6 separate regions of the Homo sapiens genome follow, and all the other regions are linked to region 5. The links are chromatin contacts, found by Hi-C or POLR2A ChIA-PET in ENCODE. All regions are on one chromosome and are shown on one strand. The core of a region is the stretch at or near the end of the contact, and the rest is flanking DNA. Distances in the headings are between cores, read along the strand shown. Region 1 holds the start of FOXJ2 (forkhead box J2). Region 2 has its middle 19 kb from the start of CDKN1B. Region 3 holds the start of GSG1 (germ cell associated 1). Region 4 holds the start of RIMKLB (ribosomal modification protein rimK like family member B). Region 5 holds the start of YBX3 (Y-box binding protein 3). Region 6 holds the start of EMP1 (epithelial membrane protein 1).

Region 1 (3,522 bases), core at 827-3,326, 2.7 Mb before region 5:
GAAGTCAAGAGCTGGGCATCGGAGTCATTTGGATTTAAGTCCTGACTCTGCTACTTACTAATTAAGCGAACTCACACATAGTATCTGTAAGTCACAATTTTCTCATCTGTAAAAGAAGTATAATAATAGTGTCTTAGGGAATCGCTAGAATCATCAATGTGACAACACATGCAGAATGCTCAGTGCAATGCCTGGCATATTGTAAATATAATTATTCATATAATATATACATACAACTTAAGTATGCAGTCTTTTGGGGGCAATTCAAATATTTTGCAAGCAATATTTTTGTATTCGTATTATCTTTTTTTTTTTTTTTTTTTGAGACGGTGTCTCACTGTCTCCCAGGCTGGAGTGCAGCGGCACGATCTGGGCTTACTGCAACCTCCGTCTCCCAGTTTCAAGTGATTCTCCTGCCTCAGCCTCCCAGGTAGCTGGGATTACAGGCACGCACTACCACGCCTGGCTAATTCTTTTTTTTTTTTTTTTTTTTTAGACGGAACCTGGCTCTGTCGCCCAGGCTGGAGTGGAGTGGCGCGGTCTCGGCTCACTGCAACCACCGCTTTCCGGGTTCAAGCGATTCTCCTGCCTTAGCCGGCACTACAGGCGTCCGCCACCGCGCCGGGCTAATTTTTGTATTTTTAGTAGAGACAGGGGTTTCACCACGTTGGCCAGGCTGGTCTCCAATTCCTGACTTCAAGTGATCCCCCCGCCTCGGCCTCCCAAAGCTTTGGGATTACGGGCGTGAGCCACTGCGCCTGGCCTCCTATTATCTTATGTGCTATAAAGTAGAGAGTAGGCCGGGCCGTGTTTCCTGCCTGTAATCCCAGCACTTTGGAGGCATAAAAAGGGAGAATAGTTTAAACCCAGGAATTAAAGACCAGCCTCGGCAGCATACTGAGACCCTGCCTCTATTTAAAAAGAAGAAAAAGATAAAGAAAGAAAGGAAAGAAAGTAGGGTAGTTTGATAAAAGTTTAAAAAGCCTGAGTATGGGCCGGGCGCGGTGGCTCACACCTGTAATCCCAGCACTTTGGGAGGCCGAGGAAGGTGGATCACGAGGTCAGGAGTTCGAGACCAGCCTGGCCAACTTGGTGAAACCCCATCTCTACTAAAAATACAAAAATTAGCCGGGCGTGGTGGCGCGCGCCTGTAATCCCAGCTGCTCCGGAGGCTGAGGCATCCCAGCTGCTGGGGAGGCTGAGACAGAAGAATCGCTTGAACCCGGGAGGCGTAGGTTGCAGTGGGCCCAGATCGTGCCATTGCACTCCAGCCTGGGCAATAAGTGAAACAACACCTCAAAAAAAAAAAAAAAAAAAAAAAAAAAGCCAGAGTATGAAATATATGAGAATTTGCAGCAGAATAATATGACTTCAGGATGTGACAGCTGTAAAGGGTAAGCAGGCCAAGTATCAAGGTCCCTTCTTCGCTGAGCAAGATTGCGGAGAACAAGGGCCATGCACAAGTTTAGGAAGCTGAAACAAGGAACAGGACCCAGATCTTCTGATGTTTATTTCACCGTTACACGCTCATTTATCATGTATCCACTCATTCAAGGAGCATTTACTGAATTCCAGGATGATATAAGGGTAACATATAAACTTCACCCCAATCTTCACCTCAATGCTCATGATCCTTTATAAATTATCTCGAGGGAAAGAGAAGCCCATCAAAGACAGTCCTGAGAAAGCTGGGGCTGTTCATCTGTATACGGAGTTTAACAGAATGAAACGCCGGAGTTGGGGTGTCAGCTGGAATTGACGGTATACGGTGCGCACTAGGGACTCTCCCGACGGGGAGCAGTGAGTTGTCATCCCGGGTAGACGGCGAACTCCCGGAGCCACGCGGCCGCAGGTGGGCGAGGGCGGCGAGATCCCTCGCCGGCGTGAGAGCGGCCGTGGCTCTCCAGGCGGAGCGCACACCGGGTAGCGAGGCTCGCGGCTCGGCGCTGCCCGCGGCTCGGCGTCTCCCGGCTCCTCCTTAACCCGCGCCGGGAGGCGGTGGCGGCAGCGGCCGGCGGGCGGGGGAGGGGGAGGGGCGCGGAGCGCGGCGCGGAGGCCGGGGAGGAGCCGGGGCCTGCAGCGGAGCCGAGCCGAGCCCGAGCCCGCGCCGAGCCCTGACACTGTCTGCCCGCCTTCTGGCTCCCCGGGAGCCCAGACTGGTCGGAGCCCGAGCGGTGGCAGCGCGGGGAGCCCCACGCGCCGAAGGGAGCGGACCCGACAGGACGGCCCTAGAGGAGGTGCTGCCGCCACAGTAGCAGGGACCGGAGTCTCGAGCCGCGGCCTCCCGGACCGTGCTGCCCAGGCCAGCTCAGGGACAGCCGGGAGTACGAAAGCCCCACCCTCTGGGGCACCCCGGGAGCGGAGGCGGGAGCGGGGACGCGAGCAACCTCTCCCCCTGTTGGAGAGAAAAGACCCTTACCACTCGGGTGAGGGAAAGAAGAGACCCCTGGAGGGGACGCCTCTCTCCTGCCTAGAGGCGAGGAAGACCCCTGTACTGGCCGGGGAGGAGACCCCCAGAAGTGGAAAGAAGGGAGCTTTCCGTAGGGAAGCAGAGTGAGACCACCCTAGCGCGCCCCCGCCCCTCCAAACACACACTCTCAACAGTTCAGGACTTTGGAGGCAAAGAGAGACGGGGCTGTGCCTGTGGAGTAGGCACCCTCGGCCCACCACTATTCACAGGAGACAGGAGTCCTTACGTTCAGAAGCCACTCCAGGGAAAGAAGAGGAATCGGCTTTCAGCCTTCTGGAGAGGGGAAGACCTCCCCCTCAACTTCCTCGTGCCTAGACAGTGGAACGGGGTGGAGCCCCTCCGCTCCTATCTCCAGCAGACAGAAAGAGCCCTCCACCTCAGAAAGATCCAGTTTGGGGGGGAGGGGAACTCCCCCAAGGGGGAGGAGACAACTCCTGGTTGGGAGAGGCTCCTCCCCTCCTCCCCCGGGTAACAAGCAGGGTGTGGGGGGTGTGCCACCTTCCCCAAGTAGGACCTCCTTCTCCTCCCCCTCCCCCTCCTCCAACCTTGACTCCTCATCCTCAGGGGACCCAGTTCCCCTCACCAACTTGGGAGGCTCAGCCTCGTCCAGGAAGAGCCACTGAGGATGAGAGCCGTCACCTGCCTCTGAAGAGGGGAATCCCTCCAACCCCAAACTCCAGTACCAGGTGGTTCCCTCCCTTTGCCGGAGGAACCTTGGAGACAGGTTAGTGCTTTCTTTCATCTTCTCTCTGTCATTGTCTGGCACTAGTGGGTGTAGGGGGTTGAGCTGGTGGATCGTGGGTTTCACTGCCGGGGAAGACAGAGTGATGACTCAGAAAATCCAATGGGAAATGTGATCCAAGGGAGCTCCTGGATTTGAACCCACATCTTGCTGCAGAAGCTCTGAGAAATGGGTTTCTTAGTGTTTGGGGACTAAAGGGATGGGATTCATTTTAGGTCCCTTAGGGAAGTGGATGTTTTCATGCTGAGGAAAAGGGTTATCGGAAAACAGCTGCATTTTGAGAACATGCATACTGTGTAGCAGTGATTTA
Region 2 (3,630 bases), core at 954-3,453, 2.0 Mb after region 5:
GAACAATAAACGTTTATAATCTCACTAGAAAAAAAGCACGTGAATGTGTAACCTAATGGTTGCTTAGTAGTGCCAGATATTGCTGCATTGTCGCGTGCAGTCTCTGGGAGCCTTTACTAAGGCCAGGCTCTGTGGGCTTCAAGGTCACAAACAGGAGCGCTGGCCTCCTGGAGCTCCACAAGGCGTCACAGCTGTAATTATTCCATGGAATTTAGGTGAGTGTTGTGAAGGATGAGTGCCATGAAGGGACCTCAGAGCTTCTGCTTCATGCTGTAGCAGTTTGGATCCCAGACAAGGTGACTAACTGAGGAAGCAAGCAGGGGCTAAAATCGAAACTCTTTCCCCAAGCCAGCCTGTGTTTACTGAAAAGAAAAGGGCCTTTAAAAATCCACCAACACTCCCTTTAGCTGAGCAGCCACTTATAGTCCCAGCTACTCGGGAGTTTGAGGTGGAAGGATCCCTTGAGCCCAGGAGTTCCAGTCCACCTGAGCAACAGAACAAGACCCCATCTCTAAAACAAACAAACAAACAAAATAAAAAATGCCATTCCATCCCCCTCACCTGCAGTGCCTTCCCCTATGTTCCAGTGGCTGCCTGTAGGATGCTGTAAGAGTTTGAAACAGGGGCCCTGACCTAGAGCGAGGGTTAGAGAATCCCTCCTAAAGAAATGACTTTCAAGTTGAGACCTGGAAGCTGAGCATGAGTTAACCAGTTGAAAGGAGGAAAGGAAGGAGAGTGAGCCAAGCAGAACACAGTCCAAGGCTGCAAGTCAGAGAAGAGCTTTGAAAGAATGTGCTTGTGGCTGGGGGGCAGTGAGCCAATGGCAGAAGGAATGAGTGCTGTGGCTGGAGTGATGGGCTTTTTAAGCCACATTAGGAATTTTGGACTTTAAGTGCAATGGGAAGCCACTGGATAATTTAAAGGTGACTTGGCAGGCACAGTGGCTGATGCCTGCAATCTCAGTGCTTTGGGAGGCCAAAGTGGATTGCTTGGGAGGCCGAAGAGGATCATTCGAGGTTAGGCATCGAAGACCTGCCTGGACAATGTGAGGCCTCATTTCTACAATAAATAAATAAATAAATAAATAAGCCAGGCATGGTGGTGAGCACCTGTAGTCATACCTACTTGGGAAGCTGAAGCAGGAGGATCGCTTGGGCCCAGGAATTCACAGTTTTAGTGAGCTATAATCCACCACTGCCACTCAGGCCTGGGTGACAGAGTGAGATCTTGTCTCTAAACTAAAATAAAATAAGCTCACACCTGTAATGTCAGCACTTTGAGAAGCTGAGGCAGGTGGATCACTTGAACCCAGCCTGGGTACCATGGCAAAACCCCATCTCTACTAAAAATACAAACAACTAGGCTGGGAGCAGTGGTTCATGCCTGTAATCCCAGCATTTTGGGAGGCTGAGGCGGGTGGATCACTCAGGAGTTCAAGACTGGCCTGGCCAGCCTGGTGAAACCCCGTCTCTACTAAAAATACAAAAAATTAGGTGAGCGTGGTGGTGTGTGCCTGTAATCCCAGCTACTCGAGAGGCTGAGGCAGGAGAACTGCTTGAACCCAGGAGGAGGAGGTTGCGGTGAGCCAAGATCACGCCACTGCACTCCAGCCTGGGCAATAAGAGTGAGAGTCTGTCTCAAAAAAAACAAAACAAAACAAAAAAACTAGCTGGGCATGGTGGTGTGCACCTGTAGTCCCAGCTACTTGGGAGGCTGAGGTGGGAGAATCACCTGAGCCTGGGAGGTCAAGGCTATAGTGAGCCATGATCACGCCACTGCACTCCAGCCTGGGTGACAGACTGAGACCCTGTCTCAAAAGAATAAATAAATAAAATAAAATAAGAGAGTGACTTGAGCAGCTTCAAATAAATTTTATTGTTTCCTCACTTTATCTAATATTAATTGAAATCCTTAGTCTTATGTTGGGGTTATCCCAATAGGACGTGGGAAAGAAAGTTCAAGCTTTCGCCTTGATAGTTCTCCATGATGCTGCTTAACATAAACAATCGAGTTTTCAAAAACCAAAACTCTTGATTTCATTAAGTAAGGAGGGTGTAATGTGTAGTGCTTGGGCCGTTAGAGGGGATGTGGTCACAAGTGGTATATCTGAGGCTTTTGAAGGAGTGCATTCAAGGAAGAGCCCTGCTTGGTGTCAGCTACTGAACCAGAGATCCGAAGAAGTGGACCTCGCCAGCCTCCTGCTCCACCCCGCTACCAGTCTTAGCTGGAGCTCCCTTTTCTTTGTCATACTCAGCCAGTTGCTCATTGCTGTTTTAGAGTCTGGCCCATGTTTTGCTCTTTGGCTGTGCGATTGGCGTGAATCTTCTAAGCAAATGAATAGCTTAGAGGTGAATACTGAATCTTTTGCTTCAAGTAGCTCAGCATTTTTGTCTTTCATTTTTACTAAGTGACTAGATTCAGTATTCGAAGATGTTTTGGCCAAATGATTCATTATTTATTTGGCTTTAGAAAGAGACTTCAAAAGGATAATAGAAATAAACAACCCAGAGGTTTTTTTTTTAAATTGAAGATTAATAAAAGAGAGACCTCTGCTGGCTACAGTGGGGTAACAACCTAGAGTTGGCCACTGACTCCACAGGAAGCTATAATGGCTGTGACCCACCCCATACGCTTTTACAGTTGTCAGCAAATTGATCACTATTTGTTCACTTCTTCAGCAATCAACTCAAGTTCTTTTGGAGTTCATTGAAGTGAGGTATAATTCCCAGTCCAATCACCACTGTTTCTGTTTCAATCTTTAGGAAAAGTATTAGTCTTTTATATTTCTCGAACATAATAGCTTTACATATGAGCCCCTGCCAAACTGAGACCTGAAATAATTCCTGCATCTTACCTTCTCTGTTTCCTTTCCCCTTTTTTGCCTCCACCTCTCCTCCTCCCCTTCTCCAGTAAAACAAAATAAAACAAATCTACACTCAAGAGAGAGTACTGATAGAAAGTGAGAAGGAGGGAGCTGGGCGCTTATCTTTGGCATATCCTCAGCTGAGGATCCAAGCTGGGGGGCCCAGGGTTGGTGTTAACTACCTGAGTAGAGCTGTAGTTCCTACTGATGTCTTCCGTGGGATTTGTTCAACCGTGGGAATGTGGCTGCACGATAGTGGAGCAAGATTCAGTGAATGCTTCAGAATATGGAGGGTCGTTATCTAGGGGGAGGAAGGGGACTGAATGTTCTCTTGAGACCTTTTGTTGGCAACAACAATAATGAGTGCCTACTATGTGCCAGGCCCTGGACTAAGTACCTTAAATACCTTAATTCTGTTTCCTGCTTTTCTTCTCTCTTCACAGTCTTAAGAATGTCTTTCTATGAGAAAAACATTGAATATATGTAAAGAACTTACAACAAGGCCTGCATAAAGTAGTAGCTATGCATGTGTTCACTATTTTATTATTATGTTTTTACTCTGGAATATGCTGCCACTCCTACACATGAGGAGAGGCTCTCCCCATACTCACCAGAGCAAGCAAGTCCTTTTTTTTTTTTTTTTTTTTAAGACACATGGAGTCTTGCTCTATTGCCCAGGCTGCAGTGCAGTGGCATGATCATGGCTCACTGCAGCCTCGACCTCTTGGGCTCAGGCAGTCCTCCTGCCTCAGCCTCCTGAGTAGCTG
Region 3 (3,802 bases), core at 925-3,424, 2.4 Mb after region 5:
GAGCAGGGACTGCCAGGGCAGGCCAGGGACCCGGCGAGCCGCGGAGGGCGGGGCCACATGTGTCCCGGAGCTGGGCCGGGGCGCTAGGCCACCTGAGGCGCGTCCCCTCTGCCGCCTGGCGAGGCTGCGCGGGAGGGCGGAGAGACTGGGTAGTCGGAGGGATTCCTTACACCCAGGCCGGTGGGCCAGGGCTCGGGATGTGTCGAGCTGCTGGAGTCCAAAGTCAGGCATTTCCCTGCCTCTGCCCGGTAAAGCTATGGGTCCCAGGCTCCCGTTCTAAGGGAAGGGGATGTCTGCGTCTCATTGGGAAGACCCCAGGGCGGGACTTCACCACCCAGACCCCTCAGCAGATCCGAGTTCTATTTACGACCCAATGCACGACTGCACTGAGGATTTTGGCCAAGTTACTTAACCTCCCAGAGGGTTAAATTTACCCTCAGGGGTAAATGAGGGCAAAGAGTTGTCCTTCTTAGTTCTGTGAAAATCGAAAACAGGTAGAAGAAGAGTGCCTCTAAGCAGAAACGAAGGGGAAGTGCACCTGTGCTACCAGCAGACACCTTGCTAGACCCTTCAGACATCTTCCTTAATCCTCACAACCAGCCTGAAAGGGACGTGGCATCCCCATTCTACAAGTGAGGGTTCCGATTCGGAGGGTTTGACTTGCTCAAGGCCACAAAGCTAGTAAATGGTAAAGTCAACACTGGCAATCTTTGAGGACTGTTCGCCTGACTCATCACCAGGCTGCCACTCAGTAAAAGCCAAGGCACAGTCACCTTTAACAAAATGTACAGATTGCAGGCCAGATTTATGGGACCTCCTGCAGATTGAGGCAATGGATTAAGTGTACTTTATACTTCTCAGGTACATATTAGCAACCAGACGCTCCCATATTCCCTCTGTGTCTCTCCTGGAAAACCACTGATAAAGAACAATAATAAAATTTATTCTAAGCCATGACTGGCTTTTTCTGTCATGTTCACATCCACTTCTTTGTCATCTATTCACTTGGGGCTGCTTCTGAATTAGGGAAGCTGCCTGAACCCACACTCCGATGGCTCTTCAGAACCACCAGCTCAGCTCTGCAGTCCCAGAAGTGCCTCTTAAGTTATCCTGTTCTTTCCTTTGAGATCCTAACTTCCAGCTGGTCAACAACATACCACATTGCTCCCTGTGTTGGAGTGTATGTACGTGTGTGTGTGTTTGTGTATGTGCTAGTTTGCTGGCTAATTGCAAGCTTCATTTTTCTCTCCTGAGAAAGGCAAGATATCTGAGAATGAACACCATTTGTTTTTTTAAGTAATCCTTAGAGCTGAAAGTTGGGAGGCTGGTCGTTTCTGAATGTAGGTCAAATGCTAAACAAGCCGCAACTTCTCTGCAGAGTGTGAGAGTCTTCCTGGTCTGGAAGGATCCCTGAAGATTCTGCTGGATTCTCTGAGACGAGAAAGAGCTTGACTGTGTGTTGTCCTTCCCAGTTCCAGATCAGAGCTGCCTTCCAGCAGGACCTTGGGGATGCCCCACTGTTCTCTGGCATAGAGCTTGATGTCTGCTCTTTCAGCTCACTGGGGTGACACACAGCTCTATTGTTGCCACCGCTACTGGGCCTTTACCAGGCTCCAGATTTTGGCAACGGGAATAATGCAGATGAAAGGAAAAAAGGAGAGGCATAGGGAGCCCTGGGAACAGAAAGGAGAAGGAAGATGATGAGACAAGGGAAGAAGAAATGGAAGTTTTAATGAAGGAAGATGAAAAGGTAATAGGCCAAGGTATGGACATACCAGTTTTATCTATGAAAACTGGGCTGAGTGACACATTTTCATTCCATTTTGTAGAACCCTATAGTGCATTTCCAAGCTCTTTACTGTGACCATGTGAAATACATGAAATTGATGAGTTAGTGTAACCTGTGTTACAAATCCAGCAGTAAAGATATGTGTATGAGATGTTCATGAGATTTCAAAATCACTGTACCTACCTCCTGGGTGAGGCAAACATTTTGAGTCAGTTGAGAGGGATCGCTCATTCACTCTTGCAGCGGGAAGGCAGAGAAGTTTCAGTTTATCTTCTGTTCTGTCTCAATCAGTTGGGTAGAATGAGTGTTTAGCGTGAGGATGAATCAGGTCCCCTCTTGCCAGCAGAGGGGTAAGGTGGTGTGTGGTGGATTGGAGAGGATGTCCTGAGGGCCAGACACCAGCCAGGGCGGGGTTGGGTGACCCGTGGGGTTTATTCTGTGATGTCACAACGGCAGTCAGGGGTCTCCCTGTTGCTCCCTCAGCCTCCTCCCATAAGGATTGGGGGGGGTCATGCTGGGTACCTACCAGTGGCTGGATGTCTTCTGAGGTCGTCCAGATCAGTGCTTATCTTATTGTGCATAAGATTCACCTGGGGAACTTAGTCAAGTGCAGATCCTGACTTAGTCAAGTGCAGAGTCTGGGATGGCTCTCACGTGAGTCCAGCCAGACCACACTGAGTTGTGAGACTCTAGACCAGTGCTGTCAAAGCAAAATGCAATGTGGGCAGCATATGTCATTTAAAATTTTCTGGTAGCCACATTAAAAAAAGTAAATTGGACACACATACTGTGATACAGCAATCATATGTTATACAATACTATGTTTAAAATGTAGCCCTCCCCACACAATAAAGTTGGGTTTAATGAAAAATATTTTATACTACTTTCATTTTAAAATTAAAATTTAGTGAATTCAAATTACATAAAATTAGAAATTCAGTTGCTCAGTTGCACTATCCATATCATAAGGGCTCCACAGCCACACATGGCAAGTAGCTACTGTATTGGATGGCACAACTCAAGGCCATTCCCTGAAAAGGTAACAATGTACAGAAATTACCATTCTAAAGGGCTAGTATCTGGAAACCCAGCAAACATTCACTAACATCATTTTAATGAATACATAATTAGTGTTTGGGGACTGTTAATATGGAGGCATAACTCTCGGAGACTGGAAGAGGGCCTCATCCAGGATTCCAGCTAACAGTCTGGATGGGGCCCTCTGCCCTGTGAAACCTGTCACACTCAGTCCTCCTCTGAGCTTTTGCCAGGGTTCCCCTCACTGGGATCCCTTCCTTCTCCTTGCTGCCCTGCCTAAATCTTACACAACCTCAGGGCACATGATTCCAGTCTCACTACCTTGTGGCTCTAGCCCTCCTTACTCCCCATTTCCTCTTTGCTCATACAGCATGCCTGCTTTGCTTTTGGTGTGTTAGTCTGTTTCTCTCGTGAAATTCTAAGCTGCTTGAGGACAGAATCTGGTTTTTTACTTCTATCGTGCTTAATATAGTGCCAAGGGCATAGTAGCTGCTCAAGAAATATTTATTATTTTATTTAATGACCTAAACTACCTAAGGAAGTATCTAAGAGAGAACATCGGATCTCGAAGTGCCAATAACTTCCCCAATGGAACAACATGCCTTATTTTTGGCACATCTTAAATTGATCAAGATGTCCGTTATAAGTTAATTTATAAATTTAATACAAATAACCATGAGTATTTTAAAAGACCAACACAAGTTGATATTAAAGTTTATATGGGAAAAAAATACACAAGACTAGCTAGGAAAACCCTGAAAAGGAAGAGCTCTGAGGTGGTGCTAGCCCTAATTGATATAAAGCATACTACAAAGCCTCTATGATTAAAACAACATGGCACATGTATACATATGTAACAAACCCGCACGTTGTGCACATGTACGCTAGAACTTAAAGTATATTAAAAAAAACAAAAAAACCAAAAAAAAACAATGTGGTACTGGTGCATGACTAGACAAACAGGCCAATGGAAGA
Region 4 (3,465 bases), core at 595-3,094, 2.0 Mb before region 5:
TATTATTGATCCTCTGTACATTTTTTTCCCTGTGTCAATTTCACTGTGTTTATTTTGTCAGATTTTCAGTGTTAGTATCTCTGTGCTCAAGCTTCCCTTGATCACAAAATGCTTCTCTTGGTCTTGGAGTTGAATATACTTTATGTCCCAGGGGGCTGAATATCAGAGTGGAAGTAAATAGCAACAATTTAGTTCTGTAGACCTTATCCCCTTTGTTCTCAAGATAGTGTATCTATCTTATAGGGCGTTTGTTCCTCTAAATTTTGTAAACCAACTAGACGCCTATCCTAGGTTACTCTCACTGACCTAACATTATAATAGCACTAAACACTTTGAACAGCACTTGATCTGTGTCAGCTGTTAAATATTATATACTTATTAACTCATTTACTCCTTATGACAACTCCATGAAGTAGGTGACTATTTTTATCCTCACTTTTACAGCTCAGCAGATAAAGATACAGAGAGGTTAAGTTACTGCAGAGGTTCACATAGGGAGTGGAACCATAAATCCAATCCGGGCAGTCTGGATCCAGAAGTTACCACCCTGGGTTATGCTACATCTTTTAAAGGACTCTCGAGACGCTGAAGGAAATTAGTCAAAAAATTTTTTAAAAGCAGAAAATGAAATTATATTGTCAATTGACTGGGAGAGGAGCAGTGAAAAGTTGTTGGCTGAGGTCACTGAGACAGGGCTGAGACCAGCAAGAAGGCAAACTGGTGAGCACATTACCGTACCTCACACCTGGTGTCTCTGGTGACTGAAGTTATTTGGAAGTGAATCTTCCATGTAAACCTGGGAGGTCGTCTGTAGCCCTTTTTTTTTCTCCTTAAGAAAATGTAATAGCGTAGTTGAACATTCATATTCTTAGCCTCCTTTGGGCTATACTTTTATTTTTTATACATAGTTTTAGAATTTACAAAATGCTCTTAAAATATCTCATTTCATTCTCACAACGACTCCGGACTGTACTCTTTTATCTTTTCACAACAAAGGCTCAGAGGAAGCGTAGCAACTAACTTGTCCAAGGTTTACGCCGGTTTCTAGGGGGCAGAGCTGGCGCTATCCACCCCGCCTGTATCTCCAAACCCGCTTCAGCCAGGAAATTTATCATGTGGTTTTAAATTTGCCTCTCAATATACAGAGGTACTGTCTTTACTCCAGTCCCGGATAAAGACCTTCTAGGTATGAATGATCTTTGTCTCCATATCTTTGCCTACCGGAGGGAGGAACCACCGTAAGCGGAGACTCCGGGCGGCGGCCGGCGGAAGGGCTGGGCGGGAGGCGTCGGGATGCCGGCAGGACCCTGCGCCCGAGGGGGTAGGGGGCTCGTGTCGGGGTTCCAGGCGCAGATTGATGGGGCCTAAGCAGGGAATGTGAGGGCGGGGAGGGCGTACAACGGAAGGGACTAATCTCGCGGTTTCGAGTTGGGAGCAAACCTCGCCCCCCACCCCCCCCATCCGTTTCCCTTTCTCAGTGAAGACGGTTTGGGGGCGGGTGGGGAGGCGCGTCCTCGGAGCGCCCTCGCGCTCCCTTTTCGCTCCCCGCGCGCGATCCATCGCCTCTCTTCCCCCGAGGCCAGCGATGGCTCGGGTGCGGGCGAGGAGCTGGGAGGGCGGCTCTCGACGCAGGTGTCAGATCCGCTCGGCAGTGCTCGGCGCGCTGGCCCGGCCCCCAGCTCCTCCGGCCGCCGCCCCCCGCCCGCCGCGCCGCGGCGCCAGGAGGGCGGGGCCGGGGCGCGCGCCGCTCCTCAGCAAGCGGGCGGGCGGCGTTCGGTCTGAGGGAGCGGGGCGGTCTCCGCCGGCGTCGCGCGCGCTGTGTGTGAGCGGGGTCGCGCGCGCGCGCGGCAGGCGAGTGAGGGAACGAGGAGCGGCCGGGTGTGAGTGTGTGGGAGTGAGAGTGTGTGGGAGTGGGGTGAGGGAGAAGCTGACGGGACGCGAGGCTGTGAGAAACTGGGCGAGTGTGCGAGGACGCCCGGCCAGCCTGCGGGAGCCGCAGTCGGCGGAGGAGAAAGGAGGCGGCTCCCGGTATCCCGACCCCCTCCCCCTCCTCTCCTTCCCCCACTTCCAGCCGCCCGGCGGCCCGCGCTTCCTCGAAGGCCCCAGCCCGGCTCAGTCGGCCGAGAGCGAGGGAGGAGCCCCCCGACCCAGGTGAGCGGTACGACCGCTGTTGCCCTCGGGTGTAGAGCAGTGAGGCGAAGGCGCGCCCTCCCGAGTGGGCGAGTTCAGCGGAATGGATCCCCCGATTAGCGGGGGCTGGGCCGGGGAGGGGACCGGCCCGAGCGCGCCCGGGGTCCGGGGCTAGTTGAGGCCGGTGGTCGCCGCTCCGCGGAGTCGGTGGGGAGCGAGGCGGGGCCCGGCCTTCGCGCGTGTGCCGGGAGGCGCCGGCCCGTGGCGTGTGCGTGCGACCGGGCGAGCCGTGTCGAGGGGGCGGCGACTTCGGGCGTGTAAGGAGTATGGTTTCCCCGCCGGCGAGGGGGTGTGGTAACCCCGGGAACGCCGGCTGGAGTCGGACCCGCGGGCTGCTGACCTGTCCTCGGGATTGCGGCGACACTCCCCCTCCCCCCCCTTCCCACAAATTCTATGGAGCGACCGCGGGAGGAGGATCACGTGGTGCGGTCCCGCAGCTACTGTATTCGATTCCACGTTTTCCTCCTTACGTGTAAATTTTAGAGAGTGTGACAGTCATTCCATCTTTTCCTTTGACAGTCTCTGAATGAGAAGGGGATGACCAAATAATTGCTTGTCCAGTTTTGATTCTTTAAAAATTTGAGCATGATGTAAATATTACACTACTTGCCCCTCACCCCCCCCCAAAAAAAACCCAAACCAGAGTGGTAATAATTTCAATCTCCCCTTATTAATATGTCCTTATCTCTGATCACACATTTGTTATTTCACTGTTTTATCCCATTTGTATTGGCGAATAGCGATGGGGTGGTAATTCTGTTCTGTGAGGGGTTATTGCACTAACCATGCTCAATGCAACTGCTATGTAAATTCTTTCAGTATGCTGTCATTTTCCCATTAGTTATATATATTGTTACCACATCTTTGTGGAGTTAGGTTCAACTCTAAATAGGTATAGAAAGTATATGGGCAGCCTACTATGCAGATTTTTTTTTGTGGGCTTGGTATGTTCATTATATTTATGGGTGTTCTTAATTATTAACTATAACCATTTAAATTGAAATGTTTTTAAATCTCATTTTTGTTACTTTCACAATATTGGGTACCTTAAAGGTCATTTCTTCTATTTTAAAAAATGATTTCTTAAAAGCAATTATGAGAATACTTTTAAGATATTCATTTGGAATAAAACACTCTCTGAAATTCCGGTCTCAGAGATTTAACATTTATTTCCTAAATTTTAGTATGCAACCCTCTAATTTTAAAAATAATCATAGTTAAATTTCTTTTCCAATGGTTACTGTTTTATTTGGTTAGTGTGTCAAAGGGGAGGAG
Region 5 (3,960 bases), core at 1,141-3,640:
CTAAGGGGAAGGGTTGGGGAGGAAGACCATAGATTTCCATAACATTTATCAGAAGGAAAATTTTTTTGCACTCATGAAAACTATTTTTCCTGGCCTATGTGCTTATAAACTCAAGTGAAGGCCCATTTGCAAATACTAGAACATATCCATTTTAGTCAGCATTGTGCCTAGTACATCTTAGGCATCTATGTGTTTGCTTGGCAAAGGAAAGGGGATGGCAGGACACACTAGACAGAGACAAACAGTGTTGAGGTGTCACGTAGAAAGGGCTGTCCTTCATTTTTAGAGAGACGCAGTAAGAGTGGAAAGATAAAAGGCATCAGACTCATCACCAGGGATCTGCAGAGGCAGTTGCTTGAGGAAATTAACCTTCATTTATCTGTTTCCTTCATCTTTAAAGATAGTATCTGCTTTCCCAATCTCAGAACAGTACAGGATTAAGTGAAAAACCGCAAAAGCTTTCTACAAAATAAGGTATCATTAACAATGTTATCCTAACACTGCTTTGGAGAACACAAGGTTTTCTCTCTCAGACATCTGGCAGAAAGTGTTCCAAGAAATATTTGCTAGAAACAACATCACAATGTACTACTGACTAGATTTAAGCAACTTTTAGTCCAGCAAAATCAGGCCTATTTTGTTTCTTAACCTACACAGGTTACAATTAGCATGTTGTTTGGTAGGGACTTAGTAAAAGCCCTAGAAAAAAAAAACAAGAAAATAGTCCTCTCAAGGTGGGGAATATTGAATACACTTCTCTCACATTGCTCCCTCAACTTTCTTCCCAAAGGGGAAGTAGGGCTCAGAGAGATGAGACAAACATGCCCCACCCCAAATAGTGAAGAGGTCTCCGAAGCATCCTACACCATCTGTTAACGTTCCTGTTTATAAGAGCGAACGATATGGACACACACCCTTTAGGGAGGTTATTCACCACCCACCTGCTTTGCAAGCGTTTAAGAACTCACACAGGGGCGTTACTTACGAAAAGAACGCTTGTTATGTGACTAAACCAACAACCATCACAGAAACCCTTTCCATCCACTGCCCCCCCAAATCTCAACATTTCATCTTCCTGTTTCCCTTCCTACGTTACAAGTGCCAAGGTAACAATGTTTTGAACTAACGTCATACCCCCACTTCCGACAAAGTTTTTTCAGCTGCTACACCACGTGCGTTCCCACAGTCCGGGAAGAGGGAAGCGTGTAGCCATTGGTGGACACTGAATGGCTGTTTGCAGCCGTGGGCACAGAGAGGGGGAGGAAGACGTGGGACTAAGACCCAAGTTTCCCGGAGACGATTGCAACATCTCTTTGCTGGCATGTGGCCAACAGGAGCATGGCGTCTTTCCCATGCCCATGTGGGAAGGGCGTCAGGGACAGACACCTGACCCTTCCTGGCAAGAAGCTTTTCTATCTTTCCCTCCCCGTCTCCTTCTAGCGCCCTCCTCTTCCCCAAAGGAAATGCTCTCCTTTCCCAGATCCCAAGCAAGGACCCCAAAGCGCCAGGCCCACGTGTCGGTCCTTCCCCTACATCCATCCCTACCCAAGGTCCCCTCTCCCAGACTGCCTCTCCTTTCTTCTCCAAACGCAGGCATTTTCCACCACGCGAATCCGCAACAGTGCCCGTCTGGGAGACAGAAGTTAAGACCTAAACTTTCTGGCCCGGAACCAGAAGGGAGATGCACACGGCCGCCAGGAGCGCAGGGCGCAGCGCGCTCACCTGGGAGCGCCGGCAAGGGAGGCGGCCAGCGCTGGGGACCCGGAGACCCCTGGGGACCCGGAGATCCCTGGGGACCCTGTGCTGTCAGCGTCTCCAGCCCGGGTGGGAGATGTAGCGCGAGCTGCCCACACGTGCTCCGCGGCCGGCTGGGCCCGCCCCACTACGGCAGCCCCTGCCCTCCCTGGCCTGACTCACCGAGAACTTTTTTCTCCGCGTCTTCGCTGCCGGCGGCGGTGGCTAAAGAGGCGGCGGCCGCGGTGCCCGTGGCTGCGGGGGCCGCGTCCCCACCGGGGTTTCCTGCGACGTGGGCGGCGGGCGCCGGGGCCGCGGCCTGGGGCGCACCGCTGCCCACCGGGCTCTTGGGCGCGGGGTCCTGGGGAGCCGCGGCGGCCGCCTCCGTCGGAGCCTGCGGGAGGGTGGTGGTGGTGGTGGTGGTGGCCTCGCCCGCCTCACTCATGCCTCCTCCTCCTCTGCTCTCGCTCAGGCGCCTCGGTGGCGGTTGGTCGGCGGTTAGCGCGGCTGGTGGTCGCGGCGGCCGGGGCTCGCTCTCGGGGAGGCCGGGGCGGATCTCGCGGCGCAGGCGGCGGCGGCCGAGGTGGGGTCGCGCGGCGGAGGCGGCTCGAGCTTCGTGCTGCGCGCTCTCTCTTGGGCTCCTCGCTCGATCTTACTGCCCCAAAAATGGCCCCGCACAAGTTTTTCTAGGCGGCGCACCGGCCCGGGAGGGAAGGGCGGGCGAGGGGAGAGGGTGGGGAAACTTGGCTCGGGAGTCGGGCCCTGGACTCTCATTAGCATTTAAAGGCGCCCGGTGCGCTTTCTATGGCTCCAATCCGCCGGGACGCGAGCGCGCGGGTCGCGTTGCAGAACCAAGGAAAGCCAGGGTGAACGGGGCGCCCGGGTTGTCTTCTGGAGCGTTCCGAGGAGCCCGCGCTGCTGACCCTTTGTTGGAGCGGGGTGCATTGGCTCTCCTCCCTCAACCCGTCTTGACACCCGCAGCTGACAAGGAGAGGTAAAATAGGGCACCCAAACTACTCTGCGCTTTACCCTCTCAAACACTTGTTTTTAAATCCTTTGCATCTAGTCAGTCATTCAACATGTATCAAGCACCAGCAGCTATTCGTAGCACAGCTGTTAAGACCTGGAATAATAAAACCTTAAGACTATTTGGCAACTTACTCCTGAAAGGTAATATACGGATAATTTCATCTGTAACACGCAGATGAGGAAATTGACCTCACAGATTTAATGTAAATTCAGAGTTTACACCAATTTAACCGCAACAAATAAGGAGCTGTCAATATATATTTAATAAGGAACACACACAAAAAAAGCTGAATAAATCCACTTCCTACCTTCTGCTCCAGTTGCCTCTGCCAGCTGGTGAAAGCTTAAGGAACTGAGCCCTCTTAGCCTCGAGGATGAGAGGTATAGAGAAACAGATCACCCAATAAACATTATTCCCAAGTTGAAGAGCCCACATGCCCTTTGAGAATGGGCTGGATGGTAGTAAACACAGGGCCAGAGGGTCTGGGATCTGTACCCAAAGACTGTCTGGAATACAGGACTATTTGGCCCCTAGGGTTCAGACAGACTAGGTATAAATTCTGGCTTTGTTTTTTATTAACCAGGTTAACTTGGGACAGAGATTCAATGTCCCAGAGTCGGTTTCCTGCTTTATGAGAGGTTCTCAAAGGTGACATGAAAAGTAGATGAGATTATCATGTGTCACTCCAGTGTCCGGTCCACCTAAAGCTCCTTTGTTTTGTTTGTTTTTTAAGTTATTGCCTGTTCCCTCAAACAATTTACCAAATTTTTTTCCAGGAATATGTCTGTAATGTCGATGTCTACCTTAACATCAGTAGGGTAACTATCAAGTGTAATTCATCTTTGTATCTCCACTGGTTAGTACAGTACGTAGCACAGAGTTTGGACATAGTGAATGTTTACAAAATGAAAACAGACCAAATTCTTCCAAACTCAATTACTTATCTGCACATTTGCTATCAATTATTATGAAACTTTCCTGAATTCTTACTTTCTTATTTCATCCACAAAAAACACAAAGAAAATAAGTTATTTGAAAAAATAGCAAATTATGTAATTTTGAGCTTTTCTATGTAATTCATCAATATTTAAAAAATTACAAACTCTTAAATGTTAGATTCATATTTTAGTTTGACTTCAGTATGGAGCATACAGTGATGTTATATAAATGTAGATGCTTTTAAAATGCTGGTCTAA
Region 6 (3,414 bases), core at 95-2,594, 2.5 Mb after region 5:
AGTTCCAAGAGGCAGGGATGTCATTCACTTCTGTGACTCAGTGCTCTGAATCAGGCCCAGTGAAGACTGACGTGCAGCCTGTATTGGCAGAATGAATGAATAAATACTACACACGCATATTTTGAATTGAAATAAGTTGTCAGGGTGCAGCAGAGAATAACAGAAATAGAATTGCTTGGATGTGCTGACCTAGATCCAAGCTGCTACTGGTAACGTACTGTATCTCCTTGAATAAGTCACTTCACCTCTCTGGGCCTGAGCTGCTTCTTCAGTAAAATAATCCTTGTAGCTAAGATTTGTTGAGCGCTCACTATGCACACTGCCATGAGCCCCTATATGTGTATTTCTCATCATAGCTCTATGAGTTACATACCTGCCATCTCCATTTTATGCATGAGAAAATAGGCATGGAGAAGTTAAGTGGTTTGCCTAAAGTCACACAGCAAATTTGTGGAGAGCTGGGCTTGAACTCAGGCATCTGGGCTTTTACTCTCTCCAGTGGAATGCCTGGGCTGTGGGATGAGATGACTTCACAGGCCTCTCCCAGCTCCAGAGTTGAGAGAGAGAGAGGAGTGGTGCAGGGAGGTAGTAGGGATGATTATGCTACTGGCCAAGTTCAAGAAAGTCAATTGTAGAACAAGGTCCAGCTGATTATTACAGAGAGCAAAGTTCTTAACTAGAGGACTTCCTCCTGGAATGTGGAGAGTCCACACGGGCACTAGCAGAGCATAATGAAAGACCAGGAATTCTCTGCTGTTCAATCAGTGCTCCATCACTCAGAGGCAGGGCTGCAAGAGCTCCTAGTGTGTCCCCTTCGCCTTCAGGGCCTCCCTGTACAGCCACCCACAGGACAGTGCACCAGGGTCAGGCAGGGAAGTAAATAAAAAAAGGAATCTGATAATTCCTGACAGTGAGCAGCAGCTGATGCTTTTAATGGGGGAGGAAGACTGGGAATCTCGCTTGATGATGACCTAGGACTTCAGTCAGCAGGACACTGGCCCCTTTCCTCCCCCTCCCAGGCTGAAACCTTGTGTTTTGCCTTATGTCCATGGTAACCAAGTCTCCTTTTTGGTGAGGAGGAATGGGCTTCAGTAAACAGATCTATTTGTGTGATCCTGTTACTCATTTGAAGCAATGTCCCTCCTTTTTTCCACTGTGGTCTGTGTGTCTGAGTCAGAGAGAGCCTACAACAGGGTTCTTTGAATTGATGGCTCACTCCCAGCCACTCTTGACTGACTGCCAGCTTAGCAGGGCGTAGCTTACCAACAAATCTTTTTTTTTTTTTTAAAGCCAGACTGATTCATAGAAACTCCTTTAAAACACGGTGAAAAGAAACCGCCCATTACACACCCCAGTACACCAGCAGAGGAAACTTATAACCTCGGGAGGCAGGTCCTTCCCCTCAGTGCGGTCACATACTTCCAGAAGAGCGGACCAGGGCTGCTGCCAGCACCTGCCACTCAGAGCGCCTCTGTCGCTGGGACCCTTCAGGTAGGACAGCTCCCAACGCTGTGGGGACTCTCAGCAAAACTTCTCCTTCCTTTCCACGGCTCTGCTTCTTCTGACCTCATCTTAGTTTTGCTTTTTCTTTTCTTCCTTCGCTATTTTTCTATGATCCTCTAAGAACCAAGTCCTTGAAACTTTTGGCTCAAAGTGGATACAGAGACAACTTTTTCTAGAAAGTTCAGAAAAGTGTATTTTGAGGACGGAGTCTGGGGAAATCAATGGGATGGGGCTAAAATCGTGCCTGGCAGTGACCGGGTTCTTGTTCTAGGATGTGGAGGGAGCAGGGACTTTGAAACAAACTGGGATAGGATCCTGTTTATGGAGGAAACACCACACACCTTGGAAATGACATCGGGAACTGGCCAGATGTTTTTCACCTCCTCCGTTTTGATTCCGATTGCTTCAGGACTTGAACTGTTACTCTGCTCGCTGGTTGTTGGTTGGGATTTTTTGGGTGGTGGTGGATAGATAACTGGTTTTCAGTTTATTTTTGACATTGCTTTTCCTGCCTGTTTGCTTCCCTATTCACTTCTGTTTAAATTTAAGTATTTTTTTTCTCCTCACAGGATGGGAAGAGGGGGATTGGTTTGTTTAAAGAAAACTGTTGGCCGGGCACGGTGGCTCATGCCTGTAATCCTAGCACTTTGGGAGGCTGAGGCGGGCGGATCACCTGAGGTCAGGAGTTCAAGACAAGCCTGGCCAACATGGTGAAACCCTGTCTCTACTAAAATACAAAAAGTAGCCAGGCATGATGGCAGGTGCCTGTAATTCTAGCTACTTGGTAGGCTGAGACGGGAGAATTGCTTGAATCCGGGAGATGGTGGTTGCAGTGAACTGAGATTGCGCCACTACACTCCAGCCTGGGCAGCTGAGTGAGACTCTGTCTCAAAAAGGAAAAAAAAGAAAAAGAAAAAAAATGAAAAAAGAAAACTGTTAGAGAGAGAAAGAGAGGGAGGCAAATGGTGTTTTAAATGAAACGTGGGAGGGGTTCACTTGGTCGAAGCAGGAGCTGATGAGGATTCCAGATGCCTTCTCTTGGCCAGATGTGGAGGGCGGGGGAGGCAAAAGGGAAGCTGGGTTTGGAGAAGAGGGTGGGGCAGGAGAACTTCATCTGTGCCTGTTAAAAATTGTTGAGTGGCTTTGTGCTTTCACCCCAGAAAGAGCTGCCTTTCAGTGCTGAGTGAAAAGATGGCATACCAGAAACGATAAAAGAACTTTTAAAAGAAAGTGGATGTGGAATTTCTTTGCATGGAAGGCAGTGATTGTTTTGAAATGCTTATCTTTTCTCTTGTTCCCGAAATGTGATTGTATAAATGCAAACACTCATGCTAATCATGAAATCTGGAGGAATGAAGAAGGGTGCTTTTTCTTTTTTTTCTTTTTTTCTTTTTTTCGGTTAGCATTTTGGGTGAGTGTCTACCGAGGTGTGGCCCATTTCAACATAGACACTGGTATATTTTTTCCCCAAGTAAACAAGATGAGAATGACAGGATTCAGCTTGTCTGACAAAGTTAGGCTTTTCCTTTAGAAAGGCAGTACGTTGGGAGAGAAGTTACATGTAATCAACCCTGTGTTGAGCAGGCAATGCTCCTTGTAAAACTGCCCCAAGGGGGACGATTGAGTAGGCATCAGGGCAACTTTTCAAGATGAAGGGAACTCCTACATTTGCTTCACATGTTTATTATTTCCACATTACATGGATGTGGATTAGCCATTATTAAATCAATAGTGTTAATATCCTGTGAAAATTATACAAATCTTTTAGTTCTGTGCAGGTTAAAACTAATAACCAGTCAACACACGGAAAGCCCTGACAATGTTGGGAGTGTAAACCATCATGAACTGCATTATTTGTGGCAAGGTTTCACATGATACTGTAGGTTTATAAAGGAGAAAATATGCTACATG

The links. A loop is a pair of places that touch in the nucleus more often than their neighbours do. ChIA-PET counts read pairs that join two places held with the same protein, here RNA polymerase II (POLR2A). Pooled maps may share reads with other maps.
Region 1: a loop to region 5 is called in a pooled map, with 4 times the contacts of the local background. The contact joins the promoter of FOXJ2 here to the promoter of YBX3 in region 5. A Hi-C loop is called at or near these places in 9 of 50 pooled maps.
Region 2: a loop to region 5 is called in a map with no recorded cell type, with 5 times the contacts of the local background. The contact joins the enhancer-like site here to the promoter of YBX3 in region 5. A Hi-C loop is called at or near these places in 5 of 168 maps with a recorded cell type or tissue (OCI-LY7, ascending aorta, chondrocyte and 2 more), 3 of 37 single-sample maps with no recorded cell type and 15 of 50 pooled maps. POLR2A ChIA-PET finds 5 or more read pairs at or near these places in 3 of 52 experiments (AG04450, MCF 10A and activated CD4-positive, alpha-beta T cell).
Region 3: a loop to region 5 is called in a map of ascending aorta, with 2.9 times the contacts of the local background. The contact joins the promoter of GSG1 here to the promoter of YBX3 in region 5. A Hi-C loop is called at or near these places in 2 of 168 maps with a recorded cell type or tissue (ascending aorta and naive thymus-derived CD4-positive, alpha-beta T cell) and 11 of 50 pooled maps. POLR2A ChIA-PET finds 5 or more read pairs at or near these places in 1 of 52 experiments (PC-9).
Region 4: a map of ovary shows a loop between it and region 5 (16-fold over the local background). The contact joins the promoter of RIMKLB here to the promoter of YBX3 in region 5. A Hi-C loop is called at or near these places in 2 of 168 maps with a recorded cell type or tissue (ascending aorta and ovary) and 8 of 50 pooled maps.
Region 6: a loop to region 5 is called in a map of naive thymus-derived CD4-positive, alpha-beta T cell, with 7 times the contacts of the local background. The contact joins the promoter of EMP1 here to the promoter of YBX3 in region 5. A Hi-C loop is called at or near these places in 1 of 168 maps with a recorded cell type or tissue (naive thymus-derived CD4-positive, alpha-beta T cell) and 8 of 50 pooled maps.

What each region holds. Positions count from the first base shown.
Region 1 is chr12:8,030,640-8,034,161 of GRCh38, forward strand. FOXJ2 (forkhead box J2) reads left to right here and starts at 2,077. Exons shown (of 11, transcript NM_018416.3): 1 at 2,077-3,194. RefSeq lists silencers at 1,762-1,911, 1,932-2,171.
Region 2 is chr12:12,734,713-12,738,342 of GRCh38, forward strand. It overlaps a transcript of APOLD1 not described here. Among named protein-coding and RNA genes, the nearest start is that of CDKN1B, 19 kb to the left of the region's middle. Within about 2 kb of position 2,204, at least 13 of the 41 ENCODE cell types and tissues checked have a DNase peak (open chromatin) inside an H3K27ac peak, as active enhancers do; they include OCI-LY7, ascending aorta and sigmoid colon, where a contact is called at or near this core.
Region 3 is chr12:13,101,493-13,105,294 of GRCh38, forward strand. GSG1 (germ cell associated 1) reads right to left here and starts at 2,175. Exons shown (of 7, transcript NM_001080555.4): 1 at 1,973-2,175. The coding sequence starts at 2,020. It overlaps LOC105369666 (a long non-coding RNA gene), which reads left to right. Exons shown (of 2, transcript XR_931369.3): 1 at 1-248; 2 at 495-954. RefSeq lists a silencer at 64-113.
Region 4 is chr12:8,696,147-8,699,611 of GRCh38, forward strand. It overlaps RIMKLB (ribosomal modification protein rimK like family member B), which reads left to right and starts at 1,845. Exons shown (of 6, transcript NM_001297776.2): 1 at 1,845-2,151. RefSeq lists silencers at 1,650-1,749, 2,280-2,449 and an enhancer at 1,674-2,640.
Region 5 is chr12:10,720,933-10,724,892 of GRCh38, forward strand. It overlaps YBX3 (Y-box binding protein 3), which reads right to left and starts at 2,391. Exons shown (of 10, transcript NM_003651.5): 1 at 1,918-2,391. The coding sequence starts at 2,179. LOC124902876 reads left to right here and starts at 2,120. Exons shown (of 2, transcript XM_047429946.1): 1 at 2,120-2,728. The coding sequence starts at 2,178. RefSeq lists silencers at 1,637-2,036, 2,167-2,266, 2,287-2,506.
Region 6 is chr12:13,195,382-13,198,795 of GRCh38, forward strand. EMP1 (epithelial membrane protein 1) reads left to right here and starts at 1,345. Exons shown (of 5, transcript NM_001423.3): 1 at 1,345-1,491. RefSeq lists an enhancer at 3,385-3,414.